2 separate regions of the Homo sapiens genome follow, and region 2 is linked to region 1. Evidence: read pairs that join two places in POLR2A ChIA-PET (ENCODE). Cell type or tissue: HepG2. All regions are shown on one strand.

Evidence for each region. ChIA-PET counts read pairs that join two places held together with the same protein. Peaks named below come from ENCODE experiments on the same cell type or tissue, not always from the same donor. Only the 100,000 strongest peaks of a DNase experiment are listed, where the experiment ranks them.
Region 2: POLR2A ChIA-PET joins it to region 1 with 8 read pairs; 1 of 35 experiments calls an interaction of 5 or more read pairs at or near these places.

The regions. Positions count from the first base shown.
Region 1 is chr1:47,916,629-47,920,628 of GRCh38, forward strand. The region is part of intron 2 of TRABD2B (TraB domain containing 2B); the gene reads right to left. Among named protein-coding and RNA genes, the nearest start is that of TRABD2B, 79 kb to the right of the region's middle. In HepG2, a CTCF peak has its summit at 3,013; DNase peaks (open chromatin) are centred at 1,743, 2,063 and 2,963; H3K4me3 peaks cover 832 bases.
Region 2 is chr1:47,832,492-47,836,491 of GRCh38, forward strand. The region is part of intron 2 of TRABD2B (TraB domain containing 2B); the gene reads right to left. Among named protein-coding and RNA genes, the nearest start is that of LINC01738, 150 kb to the left of the region's middle. In HepG2, no CTCF peak of the experiment used is centred here; a DNase peak (open chromatin) is centred at 2,127.

The DNA.
Region 1 (4,000 bases):
TCTGCACATTGGCTGAATGACAAGAAAATCCACACAGGTGGAGAAGGGCCCATTAGGGAAGCTGCAGGACATGGGCCAGCAGTGGGCAGGGTCAGACTGGGGGGGCTTGCACCCCCTCTTCTAACGCCTTCCCACCTGGCTCTTCTCCTTCTCTATTCAAACCCACTTCACAGTTGCCTTCTCTTGTCTCTTTTCTTCTCCCCATTCTGTTTCACACCCTCCCCAGTGTATGAACTGACTGTGATCCTGAGAGGCACAGTCGAGAAAGCTCCAACTATGTCTCAGGCACTAGCCAAAGCACTGTACACAGTTTAACGTTTGCACTTAAAACTGTTCTATGAAGCAGGTACTGTTTTCCCGTCTTGCAGATGAGAAAACAGACCCTGAGAGGTTAAGTGATTTGTTCAAGACCACGCACAGCTCCTGCAGAGCAGGGTCAGAGACGCATCCAGACCCAACAGATGGTGTTCAGGTGTCATGGACCAAGTCCAGCACGCAAGGACGGGCTCCAGGACTCCCCTGGAAGTTGGTGGGCCACAGAGGTGAGAAGAGAGAGTTCCACAGGCCCTGGGCAGGCAGTCCAGATAGGCCAGGAACCCCGGAAACCCTTAGAAAGTGAGTCTGAAATGCTGGGTGCTGAAGTCCAGGATGCTCCACTGAGATTCTAGCCTATCTTTCCTGCCACAGTGAATATCCATTCCCTCATATCTGCGGATGGGTGGGCGTCAGGCAGCAGGCTGAGAGGCTATTACCTCTGTCACTCATGGGACACTCCTCCCAAGTTCTAATGGGCTAGAAACCAGAGTTCTTGGCCAGGTGCAGTGGCTCACGCCTGTAATCCCAACACTCTGAGAGGCCAAGGTGGGAGGATTGCTTGAGCCCAGGAGTTTGAGACTAGCCTGGGCAATATAGTAAGGCCTTGTGTCTATAAAAAATAAAATAAAAAAAAAAAGCCAAGCATGGTGGCATGTGCCATGTGCCTGTGGTCCCAGCTACTTGGGAGGCTGAGGTGGGAGGATCCCTTGAGTCCAGGAGTTTGAGGCTGTAGTGAGCTATGATTGCACCACTGCACTTCAGCATAGGTGACAGAGTGAGACACTGTCTCAAAAAAGAAAAGAAAAAAAAAAGAGCAAGAGAAACTAGTGTTCTCACCTCCCTCTTGTCTTTTCCTGAACAAATACTCCCGGATTCTTTATGATCTATGACATGCATGTTGGCCCGCAGGCGTGTGCTGCTGGGGAAGGGCTTTAGACTCAGGTTGGCTGGGTTTGGTTGGTTGTTTTCATGAAGAAGTGCTCTTTCCCATTACAAAGCCTCTTAACATGTGCTGTCCTGTCTCATTCTTGCAACAGTTATTATTCCCATTTTGCATTTGGAAGAGCTGAAGGTCAGAATAAAGTAATCTAGCAGTCAGAGGTGCTACCTGGATTTAGAAAAGAAAGCCTCCTATGTACTCTGCTTTTAAGGCCCAGTCAGAACATCACCTTCACTCTACAGCCTGCTGTGGTTCCTTGAAGTGCCCTGAGTGGACCTGAGACCCTGGCAGTACCACACTGCATGGAAGGCAAGGGTTCACCTGTCTGTCTCCGTGGCTGGGCTGTGAATGCTTTATGTGTCTGCATAGCCAGCTCCTTTCTGGCAGTCCTGCACATGGCAACTGTGCTACAACTGTGTAGCAAGTAGATGAATAGGAAAACATTAGCCACCATATTTGGAGAACAGACTGTCTGTCAACAATGGTGACACAGAGAATGTGACCCACCCTCCGAGTTACATGCTATTAGCCACATTTTACAGAGAAGAGAACAGGCTCAGAGGGACCTGTCCAAGATCACATAGCTAGTACGCAGCACGGCAGAATCTGAATCCATGTCTATCTGATTCCAAACACAGTGGCCTTCACTGCTCTCCTGCCCATAAAGAAATTCTTGTTGAGTTTATGAATACCCCCTCCCTCCTTCTCTTCCTTTCCTCCAACTCAGGCAAGCAGGGGTAGAGGAGACCACGTGGAACTGTGCACCCAGATAATAATCAGGAAGCCTGGCCATAAGCCAAGACGGGGACGGAAAGAAAGGACTCCAAGCTCTTCCTGCCCAGCCAGACTCATACCATTCTATGCCTCCATGCAGACTGGGGAAAATCAGCGACCAAGGTCCAGAGTCAGGGCTAGAGGTAAACATATCCAAGAACTCGATCTGAGCCACAGTCTGGGCTGTGGTTCCTTCTGCCTAGGCTGACCAAAAGCCAAGGGATTTGGGAAGCTCAGCTCTAAGTGGCCCCAGAAAACCACATCAGGAGCTAACAGATGTTCCTTCCTCCTCTCTCACCTGGACAATCCTTGCTCATTCTTACAGGCCCTGTTGGGATGTCACTCCTCTGAGGTGTCTCCTTGGAGCTTAGTCACTCCCTCTTGGGCTCCCGCGGTCCGCCAAGCTGCCTACTGTACAATCATTGTGTGTTGTGGTCATCTGCTTTATTATAGGTCTCCCCAGTTCGTGCAGGCAGAGTGCTCTGTGCTTGTTAAATGAGTAAAGGAATAAATGGGTCAGTGAATAAGTGAATGAATAGACAATTATCTGAACAAATGAAAAGGGAAGTAAATAAATGTACAGATGGGAAAATAAAAGAGAGTGAATGGAGTAAGTGGTGGCTGGCTGGGCCAGTGAATGAACTGCATGCGCTCAGCCCTCCCCATGGTGAGCTATCCAAGGAGACTGAAACATCTCTTAGCCATAGAGGGCTCCAGAAATCTAAGGGGAGCCAAACAGCAAAGTCTATCTTAAAAGCTGCCTGGAGCTGTAGTACTATCCCTGTTGGGGGTAACAGGAAGCAGAGAGGAGCTTCCTGCCTTCAAATCTCTCCAAGGGAAGCTGGAAAAAGCAGCTCCGCTGCTGGTTGGGTTCCACCTTATCTGCTGGCTGACTGTGGGGAAATCAGCACCTCTTTATGGACTTTGGTCTCCCCATCTGTAAAATGAGAGGATTGGACTGGACTAGACAGTTTGTGAGGACCATCTAGTGGAGCAATGCACAGGGCAAGAGTTCTAAGGAGGACATCACTCAAGGGAAGAGAACTTGCATGCCCATGTCAGTTCCTGTGCCTGAGCTGGGTCACTGCTCCAGTCAGCTCCTGTCATGCCCTTCCAACAAGGCATGCTAAGTGCACAGCACTGCATGTCAAGTGCTCAGAAGGAGGGATATGGTAGGGCTTCCTGGAGAGGGGGGTGCTGGTGCTGGGGCAGGAAAGAGAGGGAGGATGTAAATAGGAGGAGAGGGGTTGAGAGGGCTCCTGGATGTCGCACTGAGCATTAGTGATTGTTCCTTTAGGTAATGGGACAGGAGATGAAAGAGATCTGGGAACAGACCTGCCTCAGCTTCCTGTACAGACTTTACACAGAAAGCTCAATTACCTTTGGAGACATTGGTCTGCTACTTTCTAGTTGTGTGTGAGACTTTGGTACATGTATAGTAAGATGAGACTCATTATGGCACCTGTATCATAGGGTTTTCCTGAGGATCGAGTGGTGGATGATGCCCAGTGCCTGGCAGAGTACTCAGTGGCTCTGTGAATCAGAGGCAGGTGTTATAATTATTCTTGTACAGTGAAGGCAGTGAAATTCAGAGAGGGGAAGTGATGTGCCCAAAGTCACATAGCAAGTCAACCCTAGATTTCTGGATGTCCTGTCCCTGGCTTAATCCCCGTCAAATTAGAGGTCAAGAGGGCTATAGGTTTAAGACCATGGCCTCTCCTGTCCTCAAAATGATGCATGACCTAGACCATGTGACTCTGAATCAGAGCACTTTCCATCCAAAAGAGTATTTCCCCATTCAAGGTGGCCCTGGGGAGGCTGGGTGTTTTCCCCTGGGGGCAGCCCCACTGGCTCTGCCCTGGGTTGCTGCCTCTTTGGAAGCCACTCTGGAAGCTGAAAAGCATTCTTTAGCATGGCTCTGAAGTGGGGAAACCTTGGTCTTCTGAGCTGGAAGCAGCCAAGATGTGCAGT
Region 2 (4,000 bases), 84 kb before region 1:
GGCTTAGCAAATATTTGTTAGTGGATAACTAATAGGTACCAAAGCATTTACAAATTTAAATGGCTATAATTCTTCCTTCCTCTCTCCCTTTCACAGTCTTCTGCAGGTGCTGAAGGGCTGCACTGTGACTATCAGGAAACCCTAGTTAAGTCCCAATAATTTTATAATAGTAGGGACTAACATTACTTGAGCACCTGCTGTCTACAAGTCTTGACGCTGGGTGCTAGGGGCACAGAGAAGAATCTGGTAGTTTCTTTGTTCTTTTTATATTTGGTGTGGTTAGGGAGACACAGTTGCAAATAGTCACTAGCTATTTGGGGCTCTCAGAGTGGGGCAGGGGGAGGCACGGGAGCTTGTGAGGACCTGGGAAGGCACCTAACTCTGCTTTGAGGAGCTGGGAAGGCTTTGTAACTCCCTGAAAAAGTGACCCTCCACCTGGCTGTCACAGTCATAGGCTCCTAGTCTCAGAGGGTCCTTATTTAATAAGATCCTCCTGTTTATTTTACAGCCATAGAAATTCAGACCATATAAATTGTGTGGTAAGTGGCAGAATTCATTAGGATTGACTCCCAGGCTTGTAACCCCTTGAAACTTGTATTTTAGCAAATCAGAATTCATTTAAACACAGATGCTTGGACCAGGCAATGATGTAGTCAGCACTGATGACTGGAATCCCAGGCTCTGTGGGGGATGGTGGCAGAGAGGTTCTGAGCCAGGGAGTCTTGATCTGACTCCTGATTTGCCAAGGAGTTCTGAGTCCAGATTTACCTGACCCTGGGCTCTTAGGTAGCAGGGGAAAGGACATGTTACAGGTGAGAAGAAGATGTGGAGTTAAGATAAAGTCTCAGGTCCTACCTGGCTGAGCAGGTCAAAAGGTGCAGCCTTGAAAAGAGGTTGAAATTTAAAAACTAAAACCAACTTTCCCAGATAGGGCAGTAGCATTTGGTTGAGTTAAGATAACCATGACCCTGGTCAAAGATCTGGCTGGGGAATGATCATTGGCAGAAGAGGTTGTCAGGAGACAGAAGATGCTGGGATGGGTGAACACATGCCTAGTCCTTCCCTCTTGGTAGCTGGAGTAATCTGGAGTCTCACTGCCTCTAGTAACATTTACCTGTTTTTCAGTCTACCTTAATCATGCCCTTCTGAGGGCTTCTATGACCCTTATAATACCCATACCTTTTGCCACTTAGTAGATCTTCAGGACATTGCCTTCTGCATTCTCTTACATCCAGCTTGCCCTTTCACACCTGTATATCCTGCCTCCTGGCAAAAGTGGAAGGAGTTGGATATCAGTGAACCATTTGGTGGACTAAGGACCTCTGAAAATTCTCCCCTTCATAAAGCAACAAGAACACAGACAAAAATGGTCAGAATAAGCTTTTTCAGAACTCTGGAAATTAACCAAAGGCTTGCGGGATTCCAGGGAACATTAATCAGCAAAATCTCAGTAAAAACAGTAAGCTTTGTGGCATTTTAACTTGCCCTATTACCCATACGCCTTCTGCAGTATCCTTGAAAACCAACACCTGCAATCCCAGTGAAAACCAGCAGCCTGGCAGTCACTGGCAAAGGAAAAACTGGGTTGGAGCTCCTTCAAAATCCCATTCCCAGACAACTATCACTGTTTGACCCATCTGATGGTTCTCTGGAAGATCCTACCCTCAATGCTGTCTGTATTTGATCTGACCTAAAGCTTGCTTTGTGCTAACAGCATTTTCCCCAGGGGCGTTTGTTGCAGACAATCAGAGTCAAATTTTTGAACATCACAGCAGCCTGAGGCATTCGAAAACAGCTGGATCATACAAGAGACTAACCAAAAAGCTTTAAAGGAAAAGCTAGGAAATAAGATGTCCACATGGGCTCTGAGAAGCTCCAACATATTCCTGAGAATCTAGAAGGCTGCATGCAAGCATAGGGCTGTGTAAATGCCCAGAGCTATGTACATGCTCAGGAAAGACCTGAGAAGGCTCTAAGCTCTCACCTCTGCTAACCTTGAGGCTTTAAAACAGGAAGTGCAGGCTAAGGCAGAGTTGTAAACTGCATGGATGGGTGTTAAGGATGTGCTCCAACACACACACACACGCGCACACACACACACACACACACACAGAGCCCTTCAGCAAAGACTGAGGGACTTACTGGTTCCAGACGTTTAAGTAAATCTCTGTCTAATCATTAGCTGATCACAAAGCTAACTGAGCAGAGACTTCAATGGCTTTACAGACTTTACAGAATTAGTTCAGAAAAGTCATTAATTAAATAGTGACAACAAACAGCAAAGGCAACAACAAATCCTGAGAAGGGAAGAGAATCTGATTTCCAGATTTGCCACATTATATTCTTTTAAGTGTCAAATTTTCAACAAAAATATTACTAGAAATACATAGAAACAAGAAACTATGAGCCATAAATAGGAGAAAAAAGCAGTTAATAAGGAGTATCTTTGAGGAAGTCCAGAAGTTGGACTTACTAGGCAAAGACTTTAAATCAGCTATTTTAATATGATCAAGGAACTAGGAAACCATGTCTGAAGAACTAAAGAAATGTATGAGAATTATGCCTCATCACATATAGAATAGTAATAAATAAACAGAAATTATTTTAAAGAAAGAACCAAATAAACATTCACATATTGTATAGTTGAAAAGTACAATAACTGAAATGAAAAATTCACTAGAGGAGCTCAAAATATTTCAGCAGGCAGAAGAATCAACAAATTTGAAGATAGGCCAATTGGGATTATTCAGTCTGAGGAACAAAAAGATAAAATAATTTAAAAAATGAACAAACATGGCACACCATCAAGTGTACCAACATATGCATACTGGGAGTTCAAGAAGGAAAGGAAAGAAAGAAGGATAAAGGATTTTGATGAAATAATGGCTGAACACTGCCAAAATTTGATTTAAAAACATTAATCTACACAACCAAGAAGCTCAGTGAACTCCAAGTAGGATAAATTCAAAGAGATCCACACCCAGACATATCATAATCAAGCTGTCAAAAGCCAAGGACAGAAAGAACCTTGAAAGGAGCAAGAGACAACTGAACCATCATACAGCTCAGTAAGATTAATGGCTGATTTCTCAACAGAAATCATGGAGGCCAGAAGGTGATATATTAAAAAGTGCTAAAAGGAAAAGAACGTCAATGAAGAATTCTATATCCAGCAAAACTATCTCTCAATAACAAAGAAGAAATTAAGATATTCTCAGATGAACAAATATTGAGATAATTTGTAACCAACATACCTTCCCTTCACTAAATGCTGAAGTGAATCATTTAGGCTGAAATGAAAGGACACTAGACAGCGACATAAACCCAGGAAGAAATAAAGGGTACCAGTAAAGATAACTATGTAGGTAAGTATAAAAGACAGTACAAATGAAAAATGAATTTTGAAGGGTTCTGGTTCTTAGTTCATTTCTTCATTTGTGACTTTTTTCCACTGTCTGATTTAAAAGGCATAAAAGCAGTTATAAATCTATACTGATGAGGTACAAGGATGCAATTTGTATGACAATAATGGCACAAAGGAGGAGGGAGGAAAAGGAGCTACACAGAAAAAGTTTTTATATATTATTGTCATTAAGTTGATATTAATATGAATTTATAATTCTCGGGGCAACTACTAGGAAAACTAACTCAAAATGCAAGTAGTCATAGACCTGGGTTCACATGAAAAAGCTGTCATTTCAGTCTAGATGACCTTGGGCAAGTAATGCCCCATTTTTGAATCTTAGTTTCCTTATCTTTCAAATGGGGATAACTATGGACAATCCAAGGTTTACCTATATCCCTAATAAGGTAATGAGTGTGCCATGCATGTCAAAGAGAAGAGACTGACCTCCAGTGGACTGTGGGAGGCCACCCTGGTGGCCTGGCCTGAATCTTGCCCCTCAGCCTTCTTAGCTGTGTGGCTTGGGGCAATCATTCAACTTCTCAGGGCCCCAGTTCCTTCTTTTGTGCAAAGGAGAAACAACAGCCCCTCATCTAG